Regions from separate parts of the Homo sapiens genome. Here region 2 is linked to region 1. Evidence: chromatin contacts called from ENCODE Hi-C data. All regions are on one chromosome and are shown on one strand. The core of a region is the stretch at or near the end of the contact, and the rest is flanking DNA. Distances in the headings are between cores, read along the strand shown.

What was found. Hi-C counts contacts between places; a loop is a spot of excess contacts on that map. Pooled maps may share reads with other maps.
Region 2: a loop to region 1 is called in a map with no recorded cell type, with 10 times the contacts of the local background. The contact joins two enhancer-like sites. A Hi-C loop is called at or near these places in 2 of 37 single-sample maps with no recorded cell type and 3 of 50 pooled maps.

What each region holds. Positions count from the first base shown.
Region 1 is chr1:23,590,415-23,595,279 of GRCh38, reverse strand. No RefSeq gene overlaps it. Among named protein-coding and RNA genes, the nearest start is that of ID3, 33 kb to the right of the region's middle. RefSeq lists enhancers at 1-79, 1,038-1,808, 1,809-2,580, 2,304-2,583, 1,837-3,036. Within about 2 kb of position 2,224, at least 12 of the 41 ENCODE cell types and tissues checked have a DNase peak (open chromatin) inside an H3K27ac peak, as active enhancers do.
Region 2 is chr1:25,017,310-25,022,174 of GRCh38, reverse strand. No RefSeq gene overlaps it. Among named protein-coding and RNA genes, the nearest start is that of MIR4425, 3.8 kb to the left of the region's middle. RefSeq lists enhancers at 1,042-1,570, 1,829-2,725, 2,683-2,842, 2,883-2,952, 3,043-3,152 and 3 more. Within about 2 kb of position 2,635, at least 3 of the 41 ENCODE cell types and tissues checked have a DNase peak (open chromatin) inside an H3K27ac peak, as active enhancers do.

The sequences.
Region 1 (4,865 bases), core at 975-3,474:
AGCAGGAAAGGCCTGGGAGCAGGAGGCCCCAAGTTCAAGTTTTGTCTCCTTGACTTTGCAGTTGAGCGCTGCTGGGCCTGTTTCTGCATTAATAAAATGAGGAACAAGGCCTGCTTCACAGCGTGCCCTGAGGACAGACCAGGATGAGAGGTGCATAAGGGCAGGGTTGGGGGAGGGCAGCCTACGGGAAGCAGTGTGGCGAGCCTTGATCTTGGGGCCAGCCATGCATGGTTCACCTGCCTGCTTGCTCATTAGCTGTGTGCATTGGGCACATCTTCTTTGCCTGCAGAGGCCCCAGGCTCATCCCTGTGGCTTGCTGGGGCCAGGGCCAGGGTGTACTTGACTGACTACCTTCATGGACTCAAGACACATCTGGGACACACCAGGATCTTCCATGTTCTGCTTCTTACTGAGGAGTCAGCTCACAGGGTCTGGCCAAGGTTACCTGCCTCAGCCAGAGTATGCTGAGCCAGAAGGACCCTTGGGCCACGGGATCCAAGCCCTTCATTTTACAGATGTGAGGCTCAGCCCAGAGAAGCTGAAGGACTTGTCCCAGGACTCTCAGCCAGTTGGCTTCAAAGTCAGTTCCAGAGCCCACGTCTCTTCACTGCCAGCCCAAGATCTTTCCATTCACCCAGCCATGAGGGCTGGTCCTTGTTGATCCATTTGAAGCCTGTTCCTATTCCATGATATAGTTGCCTTCAGGTACCAGATACTGGACTGGGTGCTTTGCACAACATGCCTCTTTTAATCCTCACCACGGCCTCTACAGTCACCATTTCTGTTTCATAAATAAACTGAGGCTCAGAGAGGGTGTGTGATTTGTCCAAGGTCACACAGTAAAGTAAAAATAGGTCCAGGATTCAAGTTCATACCTTCCTGTCTCAGAAGCCTCTACTTACTATTGTCCTGACCCAAGGGGAGCTCACCATCCAGAGAGGGGCAAATATGGCAATACATACTTGCAACAAAATGTGATCAATGTTATTATAGATATAGTCTCAGGCACAGTAGACAGTTTCCTGAGGTTGCCCCACTTACACCTCACAACAGTCCTTAATATAAAGTACACATTGTTATCCCCATTTCACTGATGAGCAAACTGAGGCTCAGAGAGGCAAATTCCCCTATCCGGGGTCATATAAACCCTGTCTATCTCTCTGTCTGTCTGTCTGTCTGCAGAGCTCATAGTCTGTTCTCATGAACAAATCCTGCTCCTCTAAAGTCCTGAACAAACATTGCTTCATTCAGTCAACGTGCATTTCTTGCATCCCTATTATGTGCCAAGCCCTGTCTTAGATATTCTTGGAGGTAGAGATGAATAGAACATGGCCTCTGCCCCCACCTCCAGCCAGCAAAGAGGTAGATTGGGGGACCTTGGGTCTCTACCCTGTGTCCTCTATGTGACACTGATGGAGGACCCTTGGGCACTGGCCCAGCCTTCCCCCTTCAAAATGCCCATGGGAAAGGCCGAGGGAGGGAGGCTGAGACAGCTTCAGGCCCCCGGGGCTGCCTTGTCCTCTCAGCCTGGCTCTGACTCACCACCCACACCTGGCAGTGGCCTCAGGCAGCTACGCTGGAAATAGATGGGGAGGGAGGGGACGTGACACCTGCACTCTTGGCTGCCATTCCCACCCTCCCTGCCAGGAAGCAGGGAAACATCAGCTAACAGAGCCCACCTGAAACTGCTGGGCTTGGGAATGCTCCTGGGAGTTGAAGCCCCCAGCCGACTGGAAAGGCTATCCCAAGAGCCATGAGGATTACAATAAAAATCACGATGATGTCTCGCTTTTCACAGTGCTTGGTGGTTCTTGAGCACTTGTTCTATGCCAGGCCCTGGTCCAAGTAAGTGCTTTGCATGTCTTAATTATCTTGCTGAAGTCTCACGGCTCCTCAGGAAGTTATACTGTGATTAAGCCCATTTTACAGATGAGAAACTTGAGATTCAGAGAAGCCAAATAACTTGCCTAAGGCCATGTATTAGGCAACGTGCGCCCATCCCAAGCTTCTCACCCAATCCCAGCTCACATGGCTCATTCCAGTTCACAGGTGTTAGCTGTGTTCCCATCTGCCCTGCCCAATCACCTTCCCTCTTTGACAAGGCAAGCTCACCCTTCTTACAACTCTGGGAAGCAGAAATCAAACTATTACCCTTCTCTTTCCTCCCTACCTATCTCAACCCCACCCAGCCTTCAGCCCAAGTCTGATCATGTTGCCTCCCTGTCTAAAACCTCTCCACTGCCCTTAAGGTAGTGTATTCAGCTGGGCATGGTGGCTCATGCCTGTAATTTCAGCACTCTGGGAGACTGAGGTGGGAGCATCACTTGAGGCCAGGAGTTGGATACCAGCCTAGATAACATAGTGAGGCCCCCATCTCTATAAAAATAATAAAATGATTAAAAAGATAAAATATATTCAGAGCCCTTCAAGAACTGGGCCCTGTCACTTTTCCAGCCTCATCACTCACCAGTCTCTGCCTGGGCAAGTCAGGACACCTCCCAGTCCTTGTTTTTCTGGTGGGGACGATGACACTTCCTCACAGTGAGGAGGATGGAGGGGGCAGATGTATGTGAAGTTCTTAGCAGGGCACTCACCATCTGTTTGGTGTTCAGTAAACCTTCATGTCCTGCTACTAGCTCTGAGCCAGAGGCTGGGGCAGAGTTAGTGATGTGTGAAACAGTCTATTCTCAGCCAGGCTGGGATCAAGGGCTTCATGGTGGGCCGGCCAAGAGCTATCAGTGTTACTGGAATTCATTATTTCAAGAAATGCTGAAAAGCTTCAGAGCAGCAGTAACAAACTAGAAAAAAAAAAAAGGCAAAGGAAACAAACTTTCACAACAGGCTTTTAAAAAAAATCTTTACCACAATGTAGAAGGTAGATATACCCACTCTACAGAAAGGAAAACTGAGGTCAAAAGGGTGACAATAGACGAAAGGTGTCAGGGACAAGGCCGGATCTGGAACCAGCTGTCAGGCTCCAAAGCCCATGTTCCTTCCTCTCCTGCACCCAGCCTCCCCAAGCCTGGAGGGTGGAAAGTGTTTGCTTAGGAGAGGAGGTACTAGTATATTGGGGAACGGGGGAAGAGGAGGATGAAGAGCTTGAATGGGGGCCCAGAGACAGGAACACAAGGCAGATGTGGGTGCAAGGGAGTGGAGATCAATAGCTGGGGTGAGGTCATCTATGACAAACAGAGATGCCTGGATTTGATCCTCTGAGACCTTTGAGCCCAAATCCTTCCTCCCCCTCCACTCCCCTTTCCAGATGGGGAAACCGAGGACCTGTGCCTTGCCCAGGCCTCCATAATGCCGAGGACAGTGAATGGCTGGAGGAGGCCTGAGGGACGAAAGGAGGAGGTCCCGGGTGGGCAGCAGCTGCCACCTCTCTCTGCCCGCCCTATGCCTCTCAGAACAGTGCCCCCACCCCCAGGCTTGGCCTGGTCGCCTGACTTACAGGTGGGAGTGACTCAGGCTGGGGGCCTGCCCTGGTAGCGCTGGCCCCTGGGCCACAACCGAGCTCTGGGCCTCTCAGCTGTGATGTCAGCGGGCTCTTCCTTCCTCCCGCATCTGCTTGAAAAGGTCACCTATTTTAAACTCTTTCTCACCCCACCCTGCCCTTCCCCCAAAAGAGGACGAGTTTTTCTAACCTGTGTCAACAGCTCAGTTCAATATCCAAACATCTGTCCCTCCTGGTGCCCATCACCAGCCCTCCACCATCAGAAAGCCGCAGCCCTGTCAGGCTCTTCCAGGCTGCAGAAACCCACCCTAGCAGCTGTTAGCTTCACAGACTCCTGAGCATCTGCTGAGGGCCGGACACGGCCCTAGGTGCGCAGGGATAGATCCCTGCCTTCTTAGAGCTTACATTTTAATAGAGGCAAACAGACAACAAACAAGCCAACCGGTACTGTACCAAGATCATCTCTAGGGGTGGCCAGTGCCCTAAAGAAAGTAAAACAGGACAAGAAGATAGTGACCAAGTGGCTAATTGAGTGAGTGGTCAAAGAAGGCTTCCTAAGGAGGTGACAAAGATGTGGGGAAGACATTTCAAGGCGAAGGAAAGGCAAGTGCAAAGGCGTTGAGGTTGGCCGGGCGCAGTGGCTCACGCCTGTAATCCCAGCACTTTGGGAGGCCGAGACGGGCGGATCACCTGAAGTCAGGAGTTCGAGACCAGCCTGGCCAACGTGGTGAAACCCCATCTCTACTAAAAATACAAAACTTAGCCGGGTGTGGTGGCACATGCCTGTAATCCCAGCTACTCAGGAGGCTGAGGCAGGAGAATTGCTTGAACCCGGGAGGCGGAGGTTGCAGTGAGGTGAGACCTCCCCACTGCACTCCAGCCTGGGCGACAAGAGTGAAACTCCATCTCAAAAACAAACAAAACAAAACAAACAAACAAAGGCATTGAGGTGGGAAGGGAAAGGTATGTTAGAGCAGTGGTTCTCATAGTAGGGTCCCCCAGCCAGCAGCATCAGCATCACTGGGACCTTGCTAGAAATGTCCACTTTTGGGATACACCCTAGACTTGCTAAAACTCTGAGGGTGAGACCCAGCAAGCTGAGTTTTTAACAAACCCTCCAGGCGGTTCTGATGCACCTGAAAGTTTAGGGTCAGTGAGTTAGAGCTCAGAAAGCAAGCCATGTGGCTGGAGTGTGGGAGGGTGAGGTTGATGGCAGCTGATCTTAGCGTCACTCCAGTCTGTTCATTCACAGCCCCGCCTCCTCCTCCCTGCTTCTCCATCCTGGCCCACTCATGGCAAACCTTAAAGCCCTTCTGAGGCCTCCCCATTGCCTTCTGGGTGAAATTGGAACCTCTCAGCTGGGCTTATGAGGCTCCTCAAGATCTGCTTCCATTCACATCTCCCACTTCAT
Region 2 (4,865 bases), core at 1,386-3,885, 1.4 Mb before region 1:
CTGTTGTCCATGCGAGAGCAGTGCAGTTCAGGATGCCTCCATGGCCCGGGCCCATTTTTCAGAAGGCAAACTAAGGGAATCCCAGAGATGCCTTGGAGGCCAGTCTGGTTCCCTCCCACGCTGGGAGTAAGATCACCTCCTGGATGTTCGGGCAGCCCTTGGTGACCATCAGTGGCTCACTAAATATCTGCCTTTGGAGACCCTCTAAGCCAAGGCCCAGAGAGGGCAGTGATTTGTCCAAGGTCACACAGCAGGCCGGGGGAGGTCCAGGCATACCTCTAGGTGAGTCCATACCCTGCCCAACCCACCAGTACTGCCAGCAAACATTCATTTGGCATCTACTGGATCCTTTGCAGGGACATGGGATTAAATAAGACAGCATCCCACCGACGGGGTCCAAAAAATAATCATGAGCAGTCGCCAGAACCTGGGCCAGGGGATCTCAGTGCTGCCTTCTCATCCAGGTCTCGAGGCTTTGAAAAAATACAGATTCCAGGGCTCCAGCCCTGAGATTAGGATTCAGCAGACTGGGAAGGAGCCCAGGAACCTGCATTTTATAAAGTTCCTCTAGTTGATCTGATGGATTGAGAAGCTTGGAACAGACTGTAAGCAAATTGAGGGCAGGGGCTGCCCCGAAGGAGGGGAGGGGTTTTCCAAGGGCTTCCAGTGAGAGACACACACCCCAGCCTTCCCCTCCCACACCAACCTCTGCCTGTACACAGGGCCCAGCCCAAAGAGGCTTCCAGGAACGAGGCACTGACAAGAATAGTTCCAAGAGGCTGAATGACGGCCCCCGCCTCTCTCTGCTCTCCCCACTCCCGAGTTCACATGCAGGACAGGGTGGCCATGCTCCAGGCAGCCAACGAGGTGGGCGATCCCACTGTGGACGGCTCTGCCTGGTGTTAGGGCCCTGGCCTGTGCCCTCCGTCCCCCGTCTGCACCCTCCCTGAGGTCCCTGCGGCCCAGGCTGGGTGGCTCCAGGCCTCCGTAGGCTGTAGGTCCTGGGGTGAGGGGGAGTCTCTTGTCTGTCCAGAGAGTATGAGGCTGGGAAAGGCGGGGGTGCTAGGACCTGCAGCTAAGGTGTGTGCGGGCTCGCTTCCTGGTACTCGAGGAGTTTGGTGCTCCCGGGCCTGGTAGCGTGGGAAGCAACATGGAGGCCCTGGGCTGGGCTGTCCCTGTGTGCCTGGCAGAGCATCCAGCCAGGACCAGGCTCAGTGAGGACTCATGGACCGACTGATCTGGGGATGTGGGTGGCAGAAGCTGCCCCCTCCCTGTCTCTAACGCAGTGCCCAGCTCGGCCACCTCACGAGGCCACTGTCCTCTCAGACTCCATGTCTGCTTCTGTGCAATGGGCAGCAGGGGTGGGAAGAGAAAGGCTTGTCCAGGGCCACAGTGGGGCTAGAGGGAGCAGCCAGGCCCCTCAGCAGGCCTGCTCCTAGCGCCAGGGGCCACATCCCCACAGCCTCCGCTTTTGCAGAGGGCAGGGGAGACAGAAGTCACCGAGAGGAAGTAGAGAGCCCTCCCCAGACCCATCTGAGTGGGGCTGCCAATCGCCGGCTCTGGAGCTTCGAGCAGGGCATGGTGCCACGCCTCTCAGAACCCCATTTTCTCATCTGTGCAGCAGAGACCCCCCGACTCCAGAGGGCTGCTTTGAGGGTTAAATGAGCAAAATCTCGTGAATGTGTGAGGAATAGTCATTATTTCGATAGGCGTGATTGACATTTTTCTCACTAGAGTGTGAGTTCCAGGGGCAGGGGTTGTGCCTGACATTGGTAGGTGCTCAGTTGGTTTGTGGAGTGAATAAACGAGTGTAGAGGGAGCCGTTCTCTTGGCCTGTGCTGGAGGCTTCCTGGGGCCTTGTTCAGCACATGTGTGTGCTCACGTTTGTGTGCACCCATGTGTGTAGGCATGCATGTGCATGTGTATGTGCAGGCATGTATGTGTGTGCACGTGTGTGTAGGCATGTATGTGAATATGTGTGTGCAGGTATGTATGTGTGTGCAGATGTGTGCATGCAAGAATGTATGTGTGTATGCATGTGTGTAGGCATGTATGTGAATGTGTGTGTGCAGGCATGTATGTGTGTGTAGGTGTGTGTATGCAGGTAGGTATGTGTGTGCATGTGTGTGTGGGCATGTATGTGAATGTGTGTGTGCAGGCATGTATGTGTGCGTGTGCAGGCATGTATGTGTGTGTGCAGGTGTGTGTGCGCGCAGGTGTGTGTGCAGGCATGTGTGTGTCCGGGCATGTACGTGTGTGTCCAGGCATGTATGCGTGTGTGCAGGTGTGTGTGTGCACAGGCATGTAGGTGTGTGTGTGTGGGCATGTATGCATGTGTGCAGGGGTGTGTGTGTGTGCAGGCATGTGTATGTGTGCAGGTGTGTGTGTGTGCAGGCATGTATGTGCGGGAGTGTGTGTGCACGCATCCACATGCCTGCACACTCCTGCATGCGGGTCTGGCCCCGGTGTGGAAATGTGGGTCTGTGCATGGCCTGTCTGGGTCTGTGTTTTGCATATGGGTCTGGCATGTGGCCATTTGCATGTACTTCTCAGTCTGTGGGCCTATAGCTATGAGTGTGCTCACCCCACAGGTGTCCAGGCTTGGTCCGGAGTGAGGGTGTCTGATTATTGGTGTATGGCGGGTATGGGAGGTTGCCTCCTGCTCTCCTGACTCCCTCTCCCCAACCAGGACTCCAAGTTGTGAGCCCGCCTGGGAGTGCCAGACTATGTAAAACAGAGACCAGGCCCAGGGAAGCCCCTGCAGAGTGGCCCCTGGGGACTTCCAGGCCCCTCCTCCCTGGATGCCCCTCCCCTCAGTAAAGCCTTCTGCCCCTTCCAAAGTCTCATGACTCTCCACTCAGGGGCTTCCTCTCATATCTGGGGGCTGCACACAGTGCCCAGATTTCCCTGTCTGCCCTCTCTCCCACCACTGCTTTCAGCCCCTCTTGCAATGCCAGGCCTGGCGTCTCCCTCCTTCCTTTCTGAGGCCCCCGCTTCACTTCTGCACAGTTCCCCCAGCTGCTTTTGTGAGCTCCACTGTGCGCCAGCTCCTGGGCCCTGGCCCTTCGCCTGCATCATGGTTACCACTGAGAGAGCTTCTAGCTGAAGCCCCATTTTACCAATGAGGAAACTGAAGCTCAGAGAAGTTAAGGAACTTGTTCGAGGTCACACAGCAAGTGAGTGAGAATCAGACACAAACAAGACTCCAAATCCAGGTCTCTTTCTCATACAGCCACACCACCACCATGCTTCAAGTCATATCAATGACTGAGCCTCACTGGGAGGACCGTGTAAACCCCTTCCCCAGATGGACCCCAGGGGTTCAGGCACCTCCCATATCCATGGCTCATAGGATGAAGGCTCCTGGCTCTGGAAAAGGCCTCCTGGCCTCCTTGTGGAGGAACTCAGGCTCACCCTCTGCTCCTGGCGGAGCCATGTTTGGGCCTGGAAACCTCCAAGCCTACCCCAGTTGGGCCAACTTGAAGCCCCCAGGTCTTCTCAATGCCACATAGCACTTGCCTGGCGGGCCCCATGGAGAGGTCAGAATCCCCTTCGGCAGGGTCATTACTGTTTCCCCAGAACACGCTTCCATTTGGCAAGGACACGTGTGTTGGGGGAGCCATGTGGCTTTGATTTAAATTTCACCCTGGAAAAACGATGGTTTGGATTAAGGGAAGAAACAGTTGGTGAAATGTCATGGAAAGAAAGGAGGGGAGAACAGGGAACCTTTGTAGCAAGAGCAGCCCCCAAACTTTCAAACCCACATTCCAGAGGTTTCTGAAGGCCTGCCATGCAGACCTGACCTCCTACCCCAGCATGCTCCTGTCCTCTTCAGTAGCAGTGAGGTGTCCTCAGGAGATATCCCACTGGTCCTGCTCCCTCCTCTTACAGAAGCTGAAACAGAGGCTCAGGGAAGGGTGGCGACCTGCCTGGGGCTATGATGAGTTCTGGTGGCTCATGGAGCTCAAAGGAGGCTAGGGGTGGGGTGAGAAGAGGGACATGAGGCTCTGCTTTCCCCCACTCTGTTGGCACGGGGCTTGACCTCTCTAGGCCTCAGTGTCCCCAATGAGAAAGGGAAGAAAAAGGAATTACAGTATTTTCAATCTCCACTGGAGCTGAGCGAAGCCCAGGAGCCCTGTGGAAGGCCAGTGTGCTTGGCTCTGACTTCCTGACCCTTTGCTTATGCTGGGCTTGGCTCTGACAGCATCCCACGCGTGGCCTGCGCTGAGTTCCCAACACCCACAGTCCCCACCCTACAGACAGCAGACTGAGGCTCCTAGAGGCTAGGAAACTTACAAGGCTCCAAGAGGCTAGGAAACTTACGAGGCCCCTTGGCTAGGATGCGGCCCCAGGGGCTGTTCCTAACCACTGGACTGTGAGGTTGAGGCTGGGAAGAGAGTGGAGAGGATTTAGCCCAGGGCTGTGAGAGCTGGGAACAACCTGAAGCCCACACCCCCAGGAGTACCTCACAGTTTCTAGGTCACCAGCTCTGAGTCAGGAAGTCTCTCGATGTCATCCATTCATTTAGAGGCGGGAGCTGAGGTCAAGCAGAGGGATGTATCCAGGGCCACACAGTGGGGAGGTGCCACATCTCCAGATGGCCAGTGGGGGCTCTGTGGTGTGGATCCTGGAACCAATGCGGGATGACACTCTGACCCGTCAGGCTGGCCTCAGGGACTGTGCAGCCCTGCATCTTCATCTCTGTAGTGGCTGCTTGGGGTCGGAACTCCAGCTGTGGTTATGGGTCCATCTGAGACCAGGGTCAGGGCTCAGTGTGTGGCCGGGGCTATATGTCAGCAATGAGGGCTTGGTCTGTGACCAGGGTCAAGGCTGAGGAGTTTAATGCAGTGAATTGGCTGTAGAAG